Linked DNA regions of Homo sapiens: region 1 is linked to region 2. A link is an interaction called in ENCODE POLR2A ChIA-PET data of the cell type or tissue named here. Cell type or tissue: B cell. All regions are shown on one strand. Links, peaks and the distances in the headings refer to the core of each region. The heading gives the core; the rest is flanking DNA. Region 1 has its middle 42 kb from the start of TULP4. Region 2 has its middle 41 kb from the start of TAGAP-AS1.

What was found. Peaks named below come from ENCODE experiments on the same cell type or tissue, not always from the same donor. Only the 100,000 strongest peaks of a DNase experiment are listed, where the experiment ranks them.
Region 1: POLR2A ChIA-PET joins it to region 2 with 5 read pairs; 1 of 35 experiments calls an interaction of 5 or more read pairs at or near these places.

The regions. Positions count from the first base shown.
Region 1 is chr6:158,264,158-158,276,676 of GRCh38, reverse strand. It overlaps a transcript of TULP4 not described here. Among named protein-coding and RNA genes, the nearest start is that of TULP4, 42 kb to the left of the region's middle. In B cell, for the core only: no CTCF peak of the experiment used is centred there; a DNase peak (open chromatin) is centred at 5,396.
Region 2 is chr6:158,952,644-158,965,162 of GRCh38, reverse strand. It overlaps a transcript of RSPH3 not described here. Among named protein-coding and RNA genes, the nearest start is that of TAGAP-AS1, 41 kb to the left of the region's middle. In B cell, for the core only: CTCF peaks have their summits at 6,007 and 6,210 (motif pointing right); a DNase peak (open chromatin) is centred at 6,222.

The DNA.
Region 1 (12,519 bases), core at 2,336-10,335, 690 kb after region 2:
AAGGGACCCTATGACACAAGGGTGTCAAGCTGGCACCATCTATATTGACCTACTGTCACCTAAATAAGTTATGAACTCAGTACAACAGTTCTGAGAGTCATGTTTACCATTCCATTGTCAACTAAGAACACGTTTTTGTTGCTTTAGAAGAAGGAGGAGTTTGTGACCAGTGTGAGACTCCATGTCTACTATAAAAAAAAAAAAAATTAGCCAGGGGGTGGTTGCACACCTGTAGTCCCAGCTACTTGAGAGACTGAGACGGGAGGATGACTTGAGCCCAGGAGTTTGAGGCTGCAGTGAGCTATGATCATGCCACTGCACTCCAGCTTGGGTGTCAGAGCAAAACCTTGTCTCAAAAAAAAAAAAAAAAGAAAGAAGAAGAAAGAAGGAAGAAGAAAAAGTCTCCCAGCCGGGCGCAGTGGCTCACGCCTGTAATCCCAGCACTTTGGGAGGCCAAGGTGGGCAGATCATTCGAGGTCAGGAGTTCGAGACCAGCCTGCCCAACATGGTAAAACCCCGTCTCTACTAAAAACACAAAAACTAGCCGGGCATGGTGGCGCGCACCTGTAATCCCAGCTACTTGGGGGGCTGAGACAGGAGAGTCGCTTAAACTCTTGCAGCGGAGGTTGCAGTGAGTTGAGGTTGCACCACTGTACTCCAGCCTGAGTGACAGAGCAAGACTGCCGTAACAAAAAAAAGAAGAAAAAGTCTCCCTAGTTTATTACAGTCTTTACTCCTGCTCAATATTTAGAAAGTATATCTGAACTGTATACTCCTATATTCACAGCAGGGGCCTACCCTCCCTCAGTACTTTCACAGAATGACACTTCTTTGAAAGTCACAGGGTCTTAAATAAGATGACGAGTTACTGTCCTCCACAGCAGAACTACAAACAAGATCTTAATTTGCTAAGTTATTGTTTATTTACTAATATTACCCCAAATTCTACGTTTTTGCTTACTACAGAAATTCTCATAAGACCTATTTCCTTGGGCTCCATGCTGACAGGTCTGGTTACTGAAGAAAATGAAAGAACTTGCCATTAGTGTAGTTATGTACATCAAGGTGGGTTCAAAGGAATCTCTAGGGACAGTGACAAAGCGCTGCCGTGGGTTAGAATGGGCATTGAGAGCTAAAGAAAGTAGTAACTGTGGCCATCCAGACGGCTAGACTTGTTGCTCAATTTGCAAATCAGTGCCAGGAGAATATGAATTGGTGAGGGTCAGTGTGGGACCTTGAAGATTACCATCTCCCATGGTCTTTCACAGGCAGGAATATGGCCAAACCCTCTCAGGCTCAGCTTCTCTCCCTGTATGTCCCTGGCCAGTTTTCTTCCACTATCCACAGAACCATCAGAATCACCACAGTTTCGACAGCAGCAGCCTCATGAAGTTCAAACACCGTGGCAAATGAAGAAGATGGGCAGGACTAAGAGGAAAGCAACAACAACAAAAAAAGCAGCTGCAACTGTGCGGGACACTTGTAGCGCGTGGGCTCCAGACAGTGGCAGAACTATACAAGCACTCCACAACTCGGCACTGGACTGTGTTCCAGTCTAGTAAGATTTGGCTCTTTTGGAACTCAGAACACATTTTCAAAATGGAATGCTGATATAGCCTAAAATTAAACCTGTTCTTATTTCTTACTTATTTCTTTCTACACTGATCAAACTCTAGCCTTCAGGGAGCTTACATTCTAACAGAGAGAACAACAAAATGGAAGAGATCAATAAAAGGCTAACAAGAGGCAGGAAAGACTGGCATGTATGAGGATACGGAAAAGACCAGGACGTTGGGGGTTTGCTTAGGAGCGGCCTGTAGGCAACAGAAAGGGGCTTATATTTTATTCGGAGTGCAGTGGGAAGCCACTGGAAGGTTTTGGTTTTTTGTTTTTTGTTTTTGAGACGGAGTCTCGCTCTGTTGCCCAGGCTGGAGTGCAGGGGCGCAATCTCGGCTCACTGCAAGCTCCGCCTCCTGGGTTCAGGCCATTCTCCTGCCTCAGCCTCCCGAGTAGCTGGGACTACAGGCGCCCGCCACCACACCCGGCTGATTTTTTTGTATTTTTAGTAGAGACAGGGTTTCAACGTGTTAGCCAGGATGGTCTCGATCTCCTGACCTCATGATCCGCCCGCCTTGGCCTCCCAAAGTGCTGGGACTACAGGCGTGAGCCACTGCGCCCGGCCGCCACTGGAAGGTTTAAATGAAATGTTCTGGTTTTCATTTCAGGAACAACATTGTTGTGTGGAAGAGGACAGAGTGAAGGCAGAAAGCACAGGCAGGAGGCTGCTGCAGTGATCCGGGTACAGCTGGTGGTGGCCAGCACTAAGATGCTCATTAGAGAGAGGGACAAGAGAGCAGCTGGGAGGCAGGCTTTTGGTTTGTGTGTGTGGTGTTTTGTTTTGTTTTGTTTTTGTTTTTTTGAGAAAGACTCTCACTCTGTCGCCCAGGCTGGAGTGCTGTGGTGTGATCTTGGCTCATTACAACCTCCACCTCCCGGGTTCAAGCAATTCTCCTGCCTCAGCCTCCCAAGTAGCCGGGACTGCAGGTGCCCGCCACCATGCCCAGCTAATTTTTGTATTTTTAGTACAGATGGGGTTTCACTATGTTGGCCAGGCTGGTCTCGAACTCCTGACCTCATGATCCACCCACCTCGGCCTCCCAAAGTGTTGTGATTACAGGTGTGAGCCACTGCACCCAGCCCGGGAGGCAGGTTTTAACCGAGGGACGTGGAGCAAGTAACTTAATCTCTCTGTAATTCAGTTTTCTTACCTATCAATTAGAGATAATAACAGTATCTACCTCATGAATCTATGATAAGAATTCAATGAGTTAATATCTGTAACATGCTTAAAACTGTGCCTGGTACATACTAGGAGCTATATTAGCTATCACTATTACCACAACCTACCTCATGGTACTATTGTTAGGACCAGACAGATTATTTGTGTTAATTCGTGTAATATTTTTGAGGCAGTGCCGGCACATAATAAACTCTCAGTAAGTGTCAGCTATTACAGTTATGAATAATTCCCAATTGGTGGTGGCAGTAATTGAGCTGAAGAAGAATGGGACAGGGCATGGAGTTGCCATGAGCAGATGTGGCATGTTGAGTCTGCAATGTTTAGGAGACATCCAAATGGCAGGGTCAAGTAAATAGCTGGACACTTGCATCTGAACCTCGGAGTCAAAGTATAGACTGGAGATAAGTCAGTGTCATCGACATAAAGGTCAGTTTTAACTACAGAACTACAGAACATACTAAGCCCAGTGAGGGAGGATGAGGATGGAGGAAAGGCTCTAGTGGTGAGCCCTGTGGAACCCCACGTCAGGTAAATAAAGGTAGGGAGCCAGCAGAGGAGGGTGAGAAGGAAGAATGAACAGGGAGGAGGAAACCAACAGAGAGGGGAGTCTCAACACCTGAGCAAAGAGAGGGCCTGCAGAAAGGTCCAGTTCAATGAAGACATTGGATGTGGCTCCTGAAGCTTATCTGTTCTTTTAGCATCTTACCCATTTTGACTTTCCCTAACTTTCACTGGCAACACTGTCTGTGTGAAGAACACACATTCCAAGGACATCATAGTACAATGGGAAAAACTCTGTCCTTGGACTCAAGAGACCCAGGCTCAAGCTCCAGTGAAGTGTCGGGTAGGTCCCTCAACAAGGGCCTTCACTTTCGCCAAAGGCAAAATGACAAGATCGGACCAGATTCCCAAAGCCAGGTCATGAGATCTCTATGCATCTACAAACCCAATAATCAAAGTCCATAAGCTCTTTTTCAATATTTAAAACACATATTGATCGTTTCCTTAGCCTTCTAGCTAAGATAAAGTATGTATTGAGAACTACACATCTACTATAGTAAAGTTACACAAACCTAACTGTCACATTTGTTTTTGACTGAAACACTCTAGAAACTTGGAAAGCAGTAGTGATTAAGAAGGGGAACTCAGGAGGCTGACAGCCTCACTTCAAATCTTGGGTCTGTCAATGACTACTTCCTGCATTAGAGCTATGCTACTTAACTACTCAAGGTCTCAGTTTCCCCAACTGTAAAATGGAGGTATGACAAAACCTATCTCAGGCAGCTGTGGAGGGATTTCAGTGAGTTAATTGTAAGCTCTCTAAAGGAACTTCCTGATAGTTTCCTCCTCCCTTGTGATTCTTTCTGTCTCCTCTGCTTGTTCCTCTGCCTTGGCTGGCCTGGGATGCTGAGGTTCCACAGCACTCACTGCCAGATCCTCTTCTTCAGCTCCAGCCTCTCCCTCATTCAGCTCACATTAAGCATAAAAAACAAATACGAGCTATTAATACCATTATCTTGTACTGAACAACAATTCTTGGCTAGTAATAAGATCATAGCCATTGGGGCAGGAAGGGAGGAAGAAAGAAAATATAAAAAGAATCTGATGATAAAAACATTGGTGACCACTGGTAATTCCCAACTGAAAAATTCCACCTCTTTATGCTTGAAATGCACCTGTTGCCACATCACATGGTCCTTGGCACCTTGAATTAAAACCTAGTGGATAAGGCTTTCTCCTCTACCTGTCACCTCCCCGAGGACAGTAGCCACATCTGACTTGGTGACAGTGTATGCTCAGCAACTGTGGAACCAATCCCTGGGTACTTAACCAGCCCCTTCCCCCTAAATTCACTCATACATTTCTAATTTAGAAATTAAACGTTCTAAATATTTTTCCGCAAATACTTTTAAACCCTCCACTGCACATGTGTCCCAGTGAGTCCTTTCAATGACTTACCCCATCCTTTGTCTCACCTGAAGCAAATTCTACAGATTTTCAAACGTAGCATTTCAATGTTTCCCCCAAAACAGATTTATTCTCAGTGCTTTCCAACTTTAAACTAAAACTTCTCAGAACATTTTATTTTTCTTTAGGAGGACAGTTACACCTGAATCAAAGCTACCGTTTCAAAATTTTTAATGTGGGGCCAGGCGTGGTGGCTCATGCCTGTAATCCCAGCACTTTGGGAATCCAAGGCAGGAGGATGGCTTGAACTCAGGAGTTTGAGACTAGCCTGGGGAACAGAGTGAGACCCCATCTCTACAAAAAATTTAAAAATTTGCCAAATGTGGTGACCCGCCTGTAGCCCCAGCTACTCAGAGGCTGAGGTGGGAGGATCGCCTGAGCCCAGGAGTTTGAGGCTGCAGCAAGTTATGATGGCACACTGCACTCCAGCCTGGGTGGCAGAGCAAGAACCTATCTCAAAAAAAAAAAAAAAATTCTAAAATGGATTAAAGAAACCCTATCTGAGCTACAAGAGACAAAGCCTGTGAGAGTTAGATGTCTCCTTGCCCTTCCTCCTCATCAACAAGTCATGACACAACTTGAGGAAGCTGGACCTATTTTGGTTAGGCACCCACTTAACTTGGCCTTTAAATGCTTTCTTCATTACCACATGAGAAGCAACAATTGAAAATGAAACAAAACTCAACAGAGCAGTGACTAACATAAAACTGCTTATATTAAATAAACTCAGTACAGCATCTTTTTTTTTTTTTTTTTTTTGAGACAGAGTCTCACTTTGTCACCCAGGCTGGAGTACAGTGGCGCGATCTCGGCTAACTGCAACCTCCACCTCCTGGGTTCAAGCCATTCTCCTGCCTCAGCCTCCCATGTATCTGGGATTATAGGCACCTGCCACCATGCCTGGGTAATTTTTGTATTTTTAATAGAGACAGGGTTTCACCATGTTGGCCAGGCTGGTCTTGACCTCCTGACCTCAGGTGATCAACCTGCCTCAGCCTCCCAAAGTGCTGGGATTACAGGCATGGGCCACTGTGCCCGGCCCTACAGCATCTATTCACACTAAGCTGCTTTATAAACTCTGAGGCAAAAATGAAGGCAGCCTTGAAAGTTGCCACATTTAAGCACAAGGAAGCCTGGAGTAAATCACCTCTAATTCAGGAGCAATTTCATCTGTGAAGGAAAAACTTCAGGAAGAAATTTTGAAAGCTTGAGAAAAGCTTAAAAGGAGGCAAGCATCACATCAACAGATGATGTGTGTTAATTTTAGCTGCAATAGTCTAAAGTGCAGTGTCAAACCAGGAAAGCAGCCAAGCAACACTCAGGCCAGAGACGCTAACTGAGTGCCCATCACCGGCCCCGGTACCAGAGACACTTAGTGAGTGCCCACCACAGGCCGAACAGGCCGGGTGCTGACAATGCAAAACTCATCGAAGTCCAGTCCCTAGCCCCGAGAAGCACCCTACACAGTGAGAGAAGATGGGCAAAATAAACCAACTTCAATACTACAAGGTAAATCCTGTAATCAAGAGCCAAAAAAGTGCTGTGGAGCAGAGTTGAGAGAATCTTGCTGGAATGACCGGTCCCTGGCAGGATAAAGCCAAGGTAGGGTCTTCAGATGATGATGCAAGAGCAAAACAAAGAAAGAGAGCTCCAAGTTGGACCAAGTAAGGACAATTTACTGACAAAAATATCTCAATAATGAAGACTTTATAATAATCCAAGAGAAAATTAAGCCAGAGTTCTTAAGATAAATAGAAGGCTATTAAAGATATATAGAAGATCTAATTATACTGCCTGGATAGGAAAGGGTCTTACTGCTACAGAGTAGAATTAACGTATATTTAATAGATATGAATGCTGTACATTTGACACTTACTATTTAACTTTAAAACAATTAGCCTTTTCAAAAACTCAGTGTTTTTGTTTTTTCCTAGATCTAGAAGCAATAAAATGGGCTTAAGGAACACGGAATAAAGGGAGCAACCCTGTGAAGACCACAAAGGCAGAACAGTGACAGCAGCTCAGCAGCAAGACTGCCGGGCACCGGGCCTGGCTCTCCCACCACCTGACTGGGTAACTTTTCAAACACCTTCATTTCCCAAGAAGTAGGAATGTTGGGAAGACTAAATAAACATATGTCAAGTACTTAATTACCTGCCCACATAGTAAAGTGCTAAATAAATGTTGGACATTGCTTTTGCAATTTCATTTATATTCTACCCATTAAGCAATGTTTAAAATCTGGAATAAAATAGATTATTAAAGAAATATGCAGAGACAATTATCATTGACCCTGATTCCATCTGGAAATCAGGGATGAAGAATCACGGAGAAAAAAAGGTTAAAATTATCTCTGATCAAAATTAAAGTCTATCAAAATCTCAAATGGCAACGAATTCTTGCTGAATGGCCTTGTATGTGAATGCTAATGATTTCTCCATTACTAAGGAAGGGCCCACTTTGCATCTTACTCCATGTTCTCAGTCTCCCAGTGAGACAGGAAAATCCTTTTTTTTTTTTTTTTTTTTACAAATGCTGAAACTAAAGTTCAAAGAGTTTAAGTAAGGTTATGAAAAGTCACTAGGCTATTAGTGACATAGCTTAGTTCTGATATCTGGCTCCAAGACCCATACTTTTTTCCACCAAACTATGGTGCTAAAATTAACAACAGTAATTTCCACTCCACAACACTGTTACTTTGGAATAGGAAGAAAAAGTTGTGTAATTATCTGGTGAGAACAAAACAATGTATGAACCTAGGCCAACTCTATTCTCATATTCTCAGACTCGAGAATTTCTAGAAAAAAATAATAAATGGCAAACCCAAATTTAATTTTAAAATGACAAGAGCCACAAATTGGAAAGACCCTTCACAATGCTCTGGTCACTAAGCTTGGGTGTGGACATGGGTGACAAGCACTCTCCAATTCTAGTGCAGCTTTCCAAAAAGCAATTTGGCAATATGCAGAAAGTGACTAAAGCCAACAGTGCTAAAGGCTAAAGGGAGGATTAAGCCAAAGATGCTCACCAAAAGTGCTATTCAGTATCATTCTAGAAATTACAAGCAAAATATTACAACAGGAAAAAAAGTCATATAAAAATAGAAAAAAGTCATATAAAAATAGAGCCAAAAATCACCCTGATTTGTAAGTAATATAATTTTCCATCTGGAAAACCCAACAGAATCAAATGAAATCAGAACAATTAAGAGTTCAGTAAAATAGGAAAATGTAATTGCTATGATCCAAATGTTGGTGTCCCCCCAAAATTCCTATGTTGGAACCTAATACCAAATGTAATAGCATTACGAGGTGGGGCCTTTGGGAAGTGATTAAGCAAGCCCTCACCAGACAACAAGTCCACTGGTGCCTTGCTCTTGGACTTCTCAGCTCCCAGGATTGTGAGCAACACATTTCTACTGTTTATAAATTACCCAGTCTAAGGTATTTTGTTATAGCAGCCAAACAGACTAAGACAATAAATAGTACACAAAAATAAATTCAGGATGATGAATGAGCCATCTGTTTACCTTATCCCTCTCCCCAAAGTCCCATTAAAATGATCAAACAAGGCCGGGTGCAGTGGCTCACACCTGTAATTCCAGCACTCTGGGAGGCAGAAGTGGCCGGATCACCTGGGGTTGGGAGTTCAAGACCAGCCTGACCAACATGGAGAAACTCCGTCTCCACTAAAAATACAAAAAAAATTAGCCAAGTGTGGTGGTGCATGCCTGTAATCCCAGCTACTCGGGAGGCTGGGGCAGAAGAATCGCTTGAACCCAGGAGGCAGAGGTTGTGGTGAGCCAGGATCGCACCACTGCAATCCAGCCTGGGCAACAAGAGCAAAAGTACGTCTCAAAAAAAAAAAAAAAAAGAAAAAAGAAAAAGAAAAGAAAAGAAAAGAAAAGATCAAACAAATGTAAAAGAACAAAAAAAAATTTTAAAAACCTGTGGAAAACAGAGTGAGGTACCACTGATAAACCCTTCTCAATTTCTAGAAGACATGGAGGAGAAGGGATTCGACTGATAGAAAAGCACCAAGAGCCTTAATTCAGCCAGGCAAATGCAAGCACACCACCCTTGACTACAGGGCTTTAGGCAATGTCTGGCCAACAAACATGTCTATACCAACCCACGGAGGAAAACGGGAGGCTGACCTTGGCAGGCCTTCTTGCACCACATCCACACGGGAGCAAAATAGAAAAGGGGAGCAACACTCCAGTTAACTTTGGATTGCCACACAATTTGCTAATTGAGAAAGGGTATAAATTGTCCTGACAAAGCAGTGACCCTCCTAATTATTTGGAAGATTTACTATGAGATGGCTGCTAACTGTACACAGAGGCCTAACAGAGCAACAGAAGTGGGAGGGTCAGAAATCAAACTGAAGACCTTCTTCTGGAATCCTCCCAGGTCCTACCCTCCCTCAGTCTAACAACTAGATGAAAGGCAAGGACAACCTCCTTTGGTTACTCTGTATGAACCCACACTGACTTCTCACATCACTTAGTTGCTTTCATCTTCTGTGTTTGACATGTTGGCATATCAACTTCAGTATTCTTTGAGGGCAAAAATTGCATCTTCTAGTATGATTTATCTACTTGATGGCCTATTATGTCTTCAAAAAGTTTAATTACCCGGTGTCCATCAACAGATGAATGGGTTTCAGCACTGTCCTGGATTATAGAAAGAAAAAAACCCAGATGAATGGGTTAACAAAATGTGTATTGACATACAATGAAATATCATTCAGCCTTGAAAGGGAAGGACATTCTGACACATGCTACAACATGGATGAACCTTCAGAACATCATGCTAAGTGAAATAAGCCAGATATAAAAAGACAAATATTTTATGATTCCACTAATATGAGGTATCTAGAGTAGTCAAATTTATAGACACAGAAATAGAATGGTGGTTATCAGAGGCTGGGGAAGGGGTAAAAGGGAAGTGTTTGATGGGCACAGAGTTTCAGTTTGGGAAGATGAACAAAAGTTCTGGAGATGGATAGCGATGATGGCTGTACACCAACAGGAACGTACTTAATGCCACTGAATTATACCGTTGTCCCTCAATATCGATGGGGGTTGGTTCTAGGACCCATGTAGATAAAAAAATCCTTAAATGTTCAAGTCTCTCATATAAAATGGCATATTATTTGCACATAACCCATATGCATCCCTCATATACATCATCTCTAGATTATTTATATTACCTAATACAACGTAAATGCTATTGTTCTACTATATTTTTGTTGTATTTTTTTTCTTTGAACGTTTTCAGTCCTCACATGCAGAACCTGCGGATATGTAGAGCCAACTATATACTTTAAAATGGTTAAAATGGTACATTTTAGCTGGGCACAGTGGCTCACACCTATAATCCCAGCATTTTGGGAGGCCAAGATGGGCAGATTGCTAGAGCCCAGGAGTTCGAAACCAGCCTGGGAACAAGGTGAAACCATGTCTCTACAAAAAATACAAAAATTAGCTGGGCGTGGTGGCACGTGCCTGTAGTCCCAGCTACTGGGAAGGCTGAGGCATGAGATTCGCTGGAACCCGGGACGTCAAGGCTGCAGTGAGTCGTGACTGCATCACCGCCCTCCGGCCTGGATAAGAGTGAGACCCTGTCTCCATAAAAAAAGTAAATTTTATCACAATAAAAAATTTTTCAAAAAGAAGTATAATTATGAAAACCACTTTAAAACATGAAAAATGCTTATGCTATGTTAAATTTTAAAAGCTTCCAACAGTGTTTAAAATGTTGCTTAGAACTTTTTGGAAAAAAGTGCCTATGAGGAAAGAATTCAAGAGAATGCTATGCTTAAGAGTTATAACAATGGTGGAAGCTAGGGGTGATTTTCCCCCTTTTACAAATGTACTATTTTACTACTTTTCATGTTTAAACACACAAAAATAGCAAAATATGATACAGTAAGTATAATACCAAAAAGGTAAAGGCAATATGGCTATAACCACGAAGCTCCCTCATGTGTTACTCCTTTCTCCATTCATGGCATCCTGAATTTGGAGTGAAATACAAAAGTTTTATACATGCTTAATATTGGGGGTGCTGTCCAATGATCTAAGAACTGGTGGGGAGGTCTGGGCACACAGGTAAGATTTAAGTTTAATCAAAGAAACAGCTTTCTTCTTATCCTCATTCTCAATGCTTAAGAAAAAAAAAGTATTTGCCTTACTTGAGCCAAAATTTTTTTTTTTTTTCTTCTGAGATGGAGTCTTGCTCTGTCACCAGGCTGGAGTGCAGTGGCACGATTTTGGCTCACTGCAACCTCCGCCTCCCAGGTTCAAGCAATTCTCCTGCCTCAGCCTCCCAAGTAGCTGGGACTACAGGCATGCCATCACGCCCAGCTAATTTTTTTTTTTCTTTTAGTAGGGACGGGGGTTTCACCATGTTGGCCAGGCTGGTCTCGATCTCCTGACCTCGTGATCTGCCCACCTCGGCCTCCCAACGTGCTGGGATTACAGGGGTGCGCCACCCCACCTGGCCAACTTCCTCTTTAGCCACTACATTTAAGCCACCTCAAATGTTTTGTGGGAGAAGGTTAAGCTCTAAATAAGCAAGTAAGTAAAGTTGTCATAAAATAAAATTTATTTTAAAAAGGAGGGGTGGGGAAAGTGAAATGGAAAAAGAATCAGACCAGGAATCAGAAGACAGGTTCTGGCTAACCTGCTATTTCCTGGCTGAGAGACCTGGCATGGGGCTCAGCTCCCCGAAAGTCAGCTTTCCCATCTGCAAGTGAACAGACTATCTGCTCTGCCCTTTCTTAAGAACGCTGTAAAGACCAGTGGTGACAGTGCTGGTAAAGAAGCACTGAAAAAGTTAAGGTTCTTTCAGAGCTAAAAGGTGTGCCCTGTTAAATGCACAGTAGTAACTTGACTGCTCTGTGTTGTCAGAGGCACCACCTGAAGTTAGTCCCTCACAGATGCTTTTCTGCTTTTACCTTAGTACTTCTAACTTGTCATTTTGAAGGCACAGAGAATCCCCAGTCCTTGGAGCTCCCCCGGCTCCACATTTTTGATGCAGAGGTATGGTTCAAGGCATTCTATTTAAGACAGGACATTTCAGGGGCGGCACTGATGGTCTGTAGAACTTAGAGGCATGGAGAAGAGAGGGCCTCATGGGATAAAGGGTTTGCCACAACCCACATGCGGTGCTCCCAATGTTCATTCAACAGCAGGGCTCTTTCAGCACTATTCTGAAATATCACCGGCTTTTAAATCTTTTAAAGCTGAAAAAATGTTTCCTAGTCCTTTGAAAGTAGGCAATCTAGTAGCGTCAGGGACTTGTCCAGGCAGCCCTCCAGGTGCATCTTCCCCAGATCGATGTTTATTCAGGTGCCCACCAAGCCTTCCCCCAACTCCAGTAAGATGTCATACTACACAAGTCACATTTTCTGGAGAGGGAAAATGGCTTGAGTTTTAATTTTAAACACACAAATAAGCCAAATGGGTAAAACACCTTTATGACTGATGTGCAAATAAAGTAGATTTTGGTATGAAGATGACAAACCAACATACGTATAAATTCCGAAATTCTCAAATGGCACTAATTCCCAGAAATATCAGAGCAATCTTTCTTCAAATTGAAGTTCATTTAAGCAACGACACACGCCACTGCCCTCACCACCTCAGAGCCCGTAAAAACCTCTGAATGGGCTCCTGCGCTTTTCCTGAACGTGATTCTGTTAAGGCCGCACTTCCTCTGCGCCTGCCCAACCCCACAGGCTGC
Region 2 (12,519 bases), core at 3,085-11,084:
AGAAATATAGATCAATGGAATACTACAGAGTCTAGAAATAAATCCATACATCTATGGTCAATTAATTTTTGACATATGTTCAAGATCATTCAATAAGGGAAGAATGATCTTTTCAATAAATGGTAATGGAACAACTAGATACCCACATGCTAAAGAATTAAGTCAAATCCCACTTCACACCATTTACAAAAATTTACTCCAAATAGATTATAGACCTAAGTGTAAGAGCTAGAACTCAAGACAACATAACAGTAAAACATTGTGACTGTGGATTAGACAATGGTTTCTTATATATGACATCAAAAGCACAAATGGTGAAAGAAGAAAAGATAAATTGGATTTCATCAAAATTTAAAACTTGTGCTTCAAAGGACACCATCAAGAAAGTGAATAGATAACTCAGAGAATGGATGAAAATGTTATCAAAGCATATATCTAACAAAGAATTTATTATCCAGAATATACAAAGAATTACAACTCGACAATAAAATGACAACCTATTTTAAAAATGAGTAAAGGGTTTAAAGAGACATTTCTCTAAAGAATTTAAACAAATAGCCAATAAACACATGGAAAATGTTCAATAACATTAGTCATTAAGGAATTGCAAATCAAAACTACTTCATACCCATTAAGGTGGCTAAAATTTAAAAAGACAGACAATAACTAGTTATTAAGGATGAGGAGAAATTGGAACACTCATTCAAGCAAATAAAGTTAATGATTTATGACATGACACTGGTCACATCTGGACTCCAGGTCCTAAAAATGAGTTGAAGACCATACAATCACAATACAGAAAAAGACTTGAGAATCCATCTAATCCCATTGATCCTTAGATTTGATTCAGTCCACAAAAACTATCAATCCATGGCAAAAACTGAAAAATAAAGACAATACTATAAGTTTTTCCCAATTAAAGAACTGTCCTTTATTCTGAGATTATATTAGAGGAGAGGGTGGTGTGAGAAATTAAAGATAATAAAGAGTAGTTGTTCAGAATTTTTTCCCCTAATTGTCCATTCTTAAAATTGTTTTTGAAAAGTTATTGGTCTGTGGAACCCAAAAGTCTTGGAACATTTGTCCATACCTCCCTCATTGTTTGAATAGGGTACATATATTAATGATTCCTGATAACTAGGAAAAGTTATTTTTATCAGGGGTAAGAGGAGGGGTAGAAAATTTACTTTCTAGTATATCACTTTTGGGATCTATGGCTGTTAAAAATTGTTTTCATTGTTATTTATTCCATTTTATTTTATTGAGGCTATTTGGAAGTTACTAGAAATTATGGCATAATTCCAGCACTTTGGGAGGCCAAGGCAAGAGGATTGCTTGAGCCCAAGAGTTTGAGACCAGCCTGGACAACAGAGTGAGACCCTGTCTCTACAAAAGAATTTTGTAAATTAGCCTGGCTTGGTGGCACATGCCTGTAGTCCCACCTGCTTGGGAGGCTGAAGTGGGAAGATTGCTTGAGCCTGGGAAGTCAAGGCTGCAGTGAGTTGTTGAGCCATGATTGCACCATTGCCCTGCAGCCTAGGCAACATTGTGAAACCTATCAAAAGAAAGAAAAGAAAAAAGAAAAGGGAAAAAGAAAGAAAGAAAAGAAAGAAGGGAGGGAGGGAGGGAAGGAGAAAGAAAGAAAGAGGGAAAGAGAAAGAGACTGGGAAGGGAAGGGAAGGGAAGGGAGAGGAGGGGAGGGGAGGGGAAGGGAAGGGGGAAGAAGGGGGAGGGAAGGGAAGGGGGAAGGAGGGGGGAGGGAGGGAGGGAGGAAGGAAGGAAGACTGTGAAACCCTATCTGAAAGAAAGAAAGGAAGGAAGGAGAAGGAAGGAAGGAAAGAGAGAGGAGGGAGGGAGGAAGAGAGGAAGGAGATAAATTATGAAAAAGAAAAAAGATCTCTCCTAATTTCACCACCAAAATTGAGTAAGAATTATCACTTATAACATTGCCTTTCAGTCTTTTTATGTATATGTTTGTAATTCCATAAAATTGGGATGATGAATATAATTTTATTTTCTGTTTTTATCATTAAATATATTTTGTGTTTTTCATATTATTCAGTATTCCTTACAGATAGTACCTAAAGTGCAATTATTGATTTAATGATGTCCTACTGCTGGTCATTGAAGCTTTCCTAATTTTTTACTCTTCTAAAATTATAAACAACATTTTCAATCATAAATGTGTCTTTAAATCTTTCCTTGGCAGATTCCTACAAGTGAGATTACTAGGTCAAATAATGAACATTTTTAGGCTCTTGATATATATTGATGATAAAAGAAAGATTGTACCAACTTTTTACACTCCCATCAATGTCAGTGGAATCTGAGTAAGTTGGATTTTACCTTCTTTAATAACACATCTTTTATGCTAAAAGATAAATAGTAGGAATTTTCACCTCACCTCCAGTAATGACAGAACAAGACCCAACTGGAGGAGTCCCAACAGAAAATATCTATAAACACTGGACATAATACCAAAGCAACTACATCAGTGAATTGGAGAGTGGACAGAGCAGACGAAATCGGGTGGAGGAGACAAGCTCAGAGAAAAAGAGGATGGGAGCTGTACAAATTCTCTGTTTTTATGGCTTCTGTTCTGGGGCTAAATATAGTCTACTTGGAGTGTGTGGTCTTGGAGGAGACACTAATTGAAAACAGCAGTCTTTTTGACCAGGGAAATTTAAAAAAAAAAAAAAAAAAAAAAAAAAAAACCGAGCTAGGGAATCATGGACACTGAAAAAAGTGGAAGAATCTTGGAAGCAAAAGAGCAAGAGAAGGTTTCAGCAAACATGTCTGCCCACATTTCCGAGTGACCCTTGAACCACGTATGTATGGACCAAATTCAAAGCAGCTCATCTAGAGAAAAAATATCTGAACTGAGACTGAAGCTGCCACCCCAAAAAATAGAGATTGCAACTCAAACACAGATGATTGCCTACTTAAACAAAAGAAATCATAATCATGAGAGAAAATTAACTGAATCCAGAATTTCTACAACTTAATATTGATAAGGTCCAGTATACAATAAGAAAAACTACCTATCATATAAAGAACCAAGAAAATGAAACATATTCTCAAAATCAACTGAGTCCGATGCCAAGATGTGCCAGATACTGGAATTAGCAGCCAATGATTTTTAAACAGCTATTAGAACTCTCCTCAATGAAGTAAAACAAAATATGCTTTCAATGAGTTGAAAAATATGAATTCTCAAGAGAGAGGTGATTAAAGAAAGAAATCATTTCTCAAGAGAGAAATGATTAATGAAAGAACCAAATGATATCTGATATACCCACCTGCTGTTCCCATCCCCTCCACCTCCACAACACACACAAACCATTTGCCTACCTAGCAAATTTCTCGTCCTTAAGTACTCAGCTTAGGAGTCCCCACTTTAAGAAGCCTTTCTCAGGGCTCCAGTGTCCTTGCAGCACACACCAGGCCTAAACTTACCAAGACAAGAACAATTGCAAGTGCAGTTTCCCATTGCCCCCCCACAGTTGGGTGGCTCACGTTGACTGAGAAGAGCTGGATATTAGACTCCAGGAAAAGGACTTCAGCCTTGTATTCTTACATAAACGTGATCAGCTACATGACAGGGGAAGTACCAGGCCTTCCCGTGGCATGGTCAGAGTCTAGGAGCCAAGTCTTATAATTTTAACTATGTAACCTGGTAGATCAGTAGTTTCCAACTCTGATCTGCCACTCAGCATTCTATCATGATTAACCTCACTGCCTTAGGTACTCAATTCTAGCTAGTATCTGTGGTGCATATTTCAGAACCCAGTGGTCCTATTCCATGGGAGGCCAGCTCCATCTCTGGAAGACCAATCTGCAGAGAACGAGTCCTAGTCAAGTTGAACCTAAATTCTCAGTTTACCCCCTAAATTCAAAAGGTGCCTCATTTTCTGTTCCATCAGCATCTCATACTGTTTCAGCCATGAGTACTAAGAGGCCAGTGACTGACATAGCTCTAAGAAGGCATTGCTAAACAGACCAGGGGTCATAGGAACTCTTATATTAAGCTCAATTCATCTAGTAGTTTTCCATATTTTTCTAACTCCTTGATTTGCAGATACCCAGGTTTATCATTCATCTCATAAGTTGCATTTTTGTTTACAAACAATGGTTGCCCAAATGACCAACAATTTAGTTTGCTTTTTTCATACAGCTAGTAATATTTTTGTGTTAACCTGACTCTTATGCCTTTCCCATGCGCTATGGTTTGAATGTTTGTTCCCTCAACTCATGTGGAAACTTAATCCCCAGTGTGGCAGTTTTGAGAGGCAGGACCTTTAAGAGGTGGTGGGTCATGAGAGCTCTGCCCTCATGTATGGGTTCATCCACACATGGATCAATGGATTAATGAGTTAAGTGATTAATGGGTTATCACAGGAGTGGCACTGGTGGCTTCATAAGAACAGCAAGAGAGACCTGAACTAGCACACTCAGACCGCTTGCCATGTGATGCCCTGCACCACCTTGGGACCCTGCAAAGGGTCCCCACCAGCAAGAAGGCCCTCACGATCTTTCTGGAAAGCAATTATCATCAATATATATAAACTTCTTTTCTTTATAAATTATCCAGTTTCAGGTATTCTGTTATAAGCAATAGAAAATGGACTAAGAAAATTGGTATCAGAAGTGGGGCTGTTGCTAATAATGAATACCTGAAAACGTGAAAGTAAGGGCAGAGGCCAGAAGCATTTGGAGGAGCAGGCCAAGGCCAGAAAAAGCCTTCAATTCATTCTGGTAAAGGCTTAGACGACAAGACGACTAAGGAAAGTTTGGAACTCACTAGAGATTGTTTAAGTGATCATGACCAGAATACTGACAGAAATTTGGACAATGAAGGCCATTCTGACAAGGTCTCAAATGGAACTCTCTTGGAACCTAGAGTAAAGGCTATCCTTTTTATAAATTAGAAAAAAAAAAAACCAACTTGGTTGAACTGTGTCCATGTCTGAGGGCTTTGTGGAAGAGCAAACTTGAAAGTGATGAACTAGGGTATCTGTGGAAGAAGTATCCAAGCAGAAAATCATTCAGGCTGCTACATGGCCACTTTTAATTGCTAACATTAAGCTGTGAGAGGGAAAAAAATGACTTGGAGACAGAATTTATAACCAAAAGAAAAGCAAAGCAGAAAGATTTGGAAAATTCTCAGCCTGGCCATATAAAGAGTGAAAAATGGCTGGGCACAGTGGTTCACGCCTGTAATCCCAGCACTTTGGCAGGCTGAGGCAGGCAGATCACTTGAGTCCAGGAGTTTGAGACCAGAATGCACAACATGGCAAAACCCCACCTCTACAAAAAATAAAAAAAATAGCTGGGTGTGGTGGTGCACAGCTACTGGTAGTCCCAGCTACTCAGGAGGCTGAGGTGGTAGGATCACCAGAGCCTAGGGGGCTGCAGTGAGCCATGATCACACCACTGCATTCCTGAGCAACAGAGTGAGACCCTTCCTCAAAAAAAGTGAAAAAGCATGTTTAGAAGAGGAAATCAAGGATGTAGCACGGCGACCTCTTGCCAAAGAGATTAGCACAGCTAGAAGGAAGCCAGGTGCTTCTCCTCAAAACAGTGAAAGAAAGACCGCAAAGCCATTTTAAAGACCTTTGAGGCTTCCCCGCTGTTACAGGCCCAGAGGCCTATGAGGGCAGGGATGAGCCCAAGACACCTTCCACAGACTCCCTCCCCAGGGCCACCTCAGGACCCTGCTAACCAGATTCTGGTGAGGTGCTTCTCAGCTGCCCCAGCTGTGGCTCAAGTAGTCCCAGGTGTGGATCAGCCCGCTGCTCAAGAAGATACAAGCTGTAGCCTTGATGGTGTCTCATGATGCTAATTCTGCAGGCTTGCAGAAAGCAATAGCTGCGGAGGATTGGCACCCTCTACCTAGATTTCAGAGGATGTGGCTGAAAGCCTAGAAGCCAGGTAGAGACATGTTCAGGGATGGCATCACTGCAGAGAGCCCTCACTAGAGTAATGCTAGCAGAAATGTGGAGTCAGAGCTGCTACAGGGAGTCCCCACCAGGGCTGCTAGTGGAGCCATGGGAGCGGGACCACCACCAGGACCCCAGGGCAGTGGAGTCCCCAGCAGCATGCAGCACCTGCATGGCAAAGCTTCAGGCGCTTTGCCACAGGGACTGCACCCAGCAAAGCCAGGGGGTGGGGGCAGCTGCCTGAAGCCTTAGGGCCCCAACCTCTGCCCCAGTGTGTACAGCAGGTGGCACATGGAGTCAAAAGAGACTATTCTCCAGCTTTAAGATTTGACGTCTTCTTTACTGGGTCTTGGGCTTGCTTGGGGCCTATTACTCCTCTCTTTTTGCCTATTTCTCTCTTTTGAAATAGGAATGTCTGTCTAATGCCTGTACCACCACTGTATCTTGGAAGAAGAGAGCTTGTTTTGGTTTCACAGGCTCACAAGTGAGGCTCTGGACTTTGAACTGGAATTTTGTGCTGGAATTAGTTCAGACTTTGGAACTATGGGAGTAGAATGAATGTGAGAAGGAAATGAGTTTTGGGGGATCAGGGGTGGAATGGTAGCATTCCCCTCTAAAACTCAATCCTCAATGTGGCAGTATTAAAAGGTGGGGGCTCTCTAAGGGGTGATTGGGTCATGAGGGCTCTGCCCTCATTAATAGATTAACCCGCGCAAGGATTCATGGGTTGATTGATTAATGGGATGTCACAAAAGTGGGACTGGTGGCTTTCTAAGCAGGGGAAAGAGAACTGAGCCAGCACATCATGTGATGCCCTGTCACCTCAGGATTCTGCACAGTTCCCACCAGGAAGAAGGCCCTCACCAGATGCAGCCCCTCAACTTTGAGCTTCTCAGCCTTCAGAGCTGTCAGAAATAAATTCCACTTTTGAATAAATCATCCAGTTTCAGGTCATCTGTTGTAAGTAACAGAAAACAGACTAAGACATCATGACGTTGGTTTTGCTTGAATTTCAGTATTGAGTCACTTGTTGTTATAAGATGGGTTAATAAGATACATTATTTCAGATACTATTATTAAAATTATGGCCAGACGCAGTGGCTCACACCTGTAATCCCAACACTTGGGGAGACTGTGGCAGGTGGATCACCTGAGGTCAGGAATTTGAGACCAACCTGGCCAACATGGTGAAACCCCATCTCTACTAAAATACAAAACTTAGCCAGGCGTGGTGGCATGCACCTGTAGTCCTAGCTACTCAAGAGGCTGAGGCAGGCCCATCACTTGAACCCCGGGAGGTGGAGGTTGCAGTGAGTCGAGATCACACCAGTGCACTCCAACCTGGCCGACAGAGTGAGACTTCATCTCAAATAATAACAATAATAAATAAATAAATAAATAAATAAATAAATAAAGTACCTAAAAATTTTTTTTCAGAGGTATTTTTATCAAGTAATTTCACTAGTGCCTCATTTTTAAACTGCTACTTGTTTTAGTTTTCTTTGTTCTCTGTAATACAGTCAGGTAGCTGGACTTTTTTTTTTTTTTTTTTTTGAGACAGTCTCACTCTGTCACCCAGCCTGGAGTGCAGTGGTGCAGTCTCAGCTCACTGCAACTTCCATCCCCCGAGTTCAAGCGATTCTCCTGCCTCAGCCTCCCAAGTAACTGGGATTACAGGCGCACGCCACCACAGCCAGCTAATTTTTGTATTTTTAGTAGAGACAGGGTTTTGCCATGTTGGCTGGCTGGTCTCAAACTCCTGACCTCAAGTGATCCACCCATCTCAGCCTCCCAAAGTGCTGGGATTACAGGCGTGAGCCACCGCGCCCAGCAGGATGTTTAAATGGGACTCCCTTCTCAGGGGAAGCCAAGGCCCTAGAGGCTGAGAACCATGCAGTAGCACCTGGTACTGCTACATCCTAAGAAAGGCACCAACTGCAAGGCCCTGCAGAGAGATAGCAGGCTGTGAGCACTAGGCCCCGCCCAGCATGACGCTGTAGACAGGGAGTGCAGGGAGACCAGGGGTGGCACTTGTTCTGGAGATACTGGTGTACCACACAGTGTCTAGGCGGGAAAGAAGCTTCAGGGGGAGAGCTCAGGAGTTCGACCTGTGTTCCTTGGAGCTGGAGTTAATCGCTACCGCAAAATGTAATATACCACCAAACAACAACTAGTGGATTCATACACCACGTAGTAAAAGACAAGCCACGGTAGCAGGAGCATTTGGACTCCCTCAGGTCAGTCTACAGGAGGACTGCTCAGCCTTCACCTCCCACACAACCAGCCTGCCATTGCTCATGTTTCCCACTAACATGAGCCTTTGGGCATCTCACAGGCAAAAGTGCCAGACATGGCATGGCTGCCTGGTGCACCAAGGGCCAGCAGCAGTACAGCATCAGATACTTCTCACACCAGCTCGAAGACCCAAAAGGACTTGCTGTCCCTGACCACTAATGTCAGGCACACTTCTTTTGATCAGTGCATGGCTTCAGAAGAACTACAGCCAGCTCCCTCATGGGTTCTTTGAGGAACCCTCAAAAGTTCTCTTTGAGAGGAAGAACCAAGATTTGATACCCACCATCTAGAGGACCTTGAGAGTAGATCACGGGTGCACCACTTCTGCAGATTCTTGCTCTCCCTGGGCCCAACACCTTCTAACAGAGGGGTCAGAAACAACAAGCACCTGCAACAAGTTGAGAGCAATTTGGAGAAAAGAGGAAAAGCCAGGCATCCCAGCGCCAGCCCTCTGCCACTCCACCACAGATCGTCCAATCTGAAGCTGGCTGGATGCGGGAGGGAGAGGTTTCCAACTGGTGGAGTGTCCAGAGTTTTGACTATTGCACTGTATTAGACTCGGTTATTTAACTAGAGGTTCTAGTACCTTAAACATGACCAGAAACAGGCAACAAAAGTAAAAATATACAAATTGGATTACATCAAAATTTAAGACTTCTGTGTACCAAAGTACACATTCAACAGAGTGAAAAGGCAACCTATGGAATAGAAGAAGATATTTGCCAGTCATATATCTGAAAAGGGGTTAATACCCAGAATACATAAAGAATTCCTACAACTCAACAATAACGACAAGAGCAAAATAACCCAAATTTAAAATGGACAAAAGAATTAAATAGACATTTCTCCAAAGATGATATACAGATGGCCAACAAGCATATGAAAAGATATGCAACATCACCAATCATTAGAAAAATGCAAATCAAAACTGCAATGAGATATCATCATATACCATTTAGGATGGCTACCACCCAAAACACAATACAAAATAAGTGTTCATGAGAACGCGGGACAGTTGGAACCCTTGTACACTGTCATTGGAATGCAAGATGGTGCAGCCCCTGTGGAAAATGGCATGATGGTTCCTCAAAAAATTCAAAGCAGAATTACCATATGATCCAACAATCTCATTTCCGGGTATATATCCAAAATAATTGAAAGCAAGATCTTGAAGAGATGGTTGTATACCCATGTTCATAGCAACACTATTCACAATTGCCAAGAGGTGGAAGCAACCCAGGTATCCATGCATGAATGAACGAATAAACAAAATATGGTATATGCACACCACGGAATATTATTCAGCCTTAAAAATGAAGGAAATTCTGACAAATGCTACAATATGGATAAAACTTGAAGGCATCATGTTAAGTGAAATAAGCCACTCACAAAAAAGATGACTACTATATGATACCACTTATATGAGATATCTGGAGTAGTCAAATTCATAGAGACAGAAAGTAGAACGGTGATTGCTGGGGCTGGAAGGGAGGAGAAACAGGAATTTGTTGCTTAATGTGTTTAGAGTTTCAGTTTTGCAAGATGAAAAAATTCTAGAGATTGGTGGCACAATAATATGAATATATTTAACACTACTGAATTGTACACTTAGAAATTGTTAAGACGGTTAAATTTTACATTATGAATTTCACAGTGTTTTTAAAAAGTAACCAGAAAAGCTGTGGAATCTGCCCAACATTTCATCCAAGAGGCAAAGAAACAAGTCCACAGATTGGGCTTAAAGAGTCAGTGGAAGGAAAAATAAGGTTGTGTCCTGCCTGCCTCCTCTCAAGTCCAGTTTGTTCAATAATCTAGTTATGTAGGAATAAAATGTATTAAGTAAATGCTATGAAGGTGAAATTTTCATACATTGCTACTCTGTTTACTTTCTTCCATTCTTTGTTTCACAATCACTTATCTTCTCATACGTTGCTACCCTTTTTAATTTCTTTTGTTCTTTATTTCACAATCATTTCTCTTTATCCAAACATAACAGGAAAGGAGTGCCACCTGTAGAGCATTGAGTTTCTAAATAGATAATATGACCGGGTTGCCTCCTTGCTTTGGTAAACTTTGGCAGCCAGCAGTATCTTAGTGGGTCCCTGAATTATAACTGAAGCTACTGATAGAAAATATGAAGTAATGATTTCACATCTTTTATACTGATTTCATTTAGGAAGGGTCTTGAGAAATTTAAACACCTCCCCCAAATGACAGGAATGCATAGCATTTTGCACAACACTATATTGAATTAATTTAGTTGAAAGAGTTTTCACCCATAATTTATCTTCATAGAGTTACGTCTGGTTATCTTGTTTTTAAAAATCTCACAGAAAACAAGAATGGGATTTTATAAATATAAAGTGGTGGTAGCTAAAAGATTCTCCCAGAAAAAAAAGATACAATAAAATGTAAGTTCCTTGACAGCTGAACATAAGAGAATTACATTAAATACGTTCATGAGTTCAAATGAGATACAGGAAGGCCATCACCATGCCGGGTCTGGCAGTAGCATCATTTACCATCAAGCCTGGACAACAAGGCGAAACTTCATCTCTACAAAAACTTAGCCAGTTGTGGTAGCACACATCTGTGGCCCCAGCTACTGGGGAGGCTGAGGAGGGAGGATTGCTTGAGCCTGGGAGGTCCAGGCTGCAGTGAGCTCTGATCATGCCACTGCACTCCAGCCTGGGCGACACAGTGAGACCCTGTCTCAAAGAAAAGAAAAAAAGAATTTAGCGTCAGTGTGCTGATATTACATAGAGCAATGTTATGACTCTGGCCTACTGTTATCCTCCTGTAGGACTTGTTTAACTTCAGACGATGAAGTAATAAAACATTAAGAGTTTTATTTCCACGACATCTAGGAATTGAGGCAGCATTATCTGTAGACTGGCTCCGCCTGATGGTTTAACCAAGGCCATTCTAGTGCATTGTGTGTTTTTCACAAAATGTTAATTTTTAATATGAGAGCAATAGTAATAAGCAGTATTGCCTTTAGCTAGCTAGACACATCAGCCCTAAGTACATCTTATGCATAGCTGTATTAACTATTACTATAATACCTCTACACACATAAAATGAATGCCATTTGAAGCTTGTGTCTTTCAAATTGTTATATGGAAAAATGCATGTCACTTTCTTTTTTTTTTTTTTTTTTTTTTTTTGAGATGGAGTTTTGTTCTTGTTGCCCAGGCTGGAGTGCAATGACACAATCTCGGCTCACTGCAACCTCCACCTCCCGGGTTCAAGCGATTCTCCTGCCTCAGCCTCCCAAGTAGCTGGGATTACAGGCATGTGCCACCACGGCCGGCTAATTTTGTATTTTTAGTAGAGACAGGGTTTCACCATGTTGGTCAGGCTGGTCTTGAACTCCCAACCTCAGGTGATCCACCCGCCTTGGCCTCCCAAAGTGCTGGGATTATAGGAATGAGACACTGCGCCCGGCCAATACATGTTACTTTCAAAAGATACTGAAACCATACTCCCTGCACTGTGAAGGCTAATTGAAAATTTCTTGTACCAAATTATTTTTTCATTACTCTTCAATCTGGATTATAGAAATTGTTTTATTCTAGTTTCTGTATTACCATGTCTGGGAAAAGATGAAATCTTCTGGGAGGTCAGGGAAACTATTGTAGTTTTTAAGAAGAATGACATCAAATTTGTATTTTTTGAAGGTAATTCTGGTAGAAGTATAAAATAGAATTTTGTTAAGAATGGAAATAGGGCCAGGCATGGTAGCTCATGCTTGTAATCCCAACATGGGTGGATTGCTTGAGCCCAGGAGTTCGAGACCAGCCTGGGCAACATAGTGAGACCCCTGTCTCTGCAAAAAAATACAAGAATCAGGGCATGGTGGCACTAGCCTGTGGTCCCAGCTACTCGGGAGGCTGAGACAGGAGGATCACTTAAGCCTGGGAGGCAGAGGTTGCAGTGCACCGAGATCAAGCCACTGTACTCCAACCTGGGTGACAAAGCAAGACCCTGTCTCAAAAAAAAAAAAAAAAAAAAAAAAGAGAAAAAAAGAAAAAAGAAATAGGAGGTTAATTAGTACAATATTCCAATTGTTAGGCAAGAGAGAGTAAGCCATTGAGAGAGTGGGAGTTGAAAGCAGGGGACAGTCACATGAGACAAAGCCAATAGGAGATTCTAGATGAAGCAAAGTCTGTAAGAAGTTAAGAGAAGATGAAACCAAATTCAGGTGAAGAAATTAGACTCATTACTTGCCCATCGAGTCTCAGTTTAACATTTCTAAAGTGGAAATTTAACAATATGTTCCCTC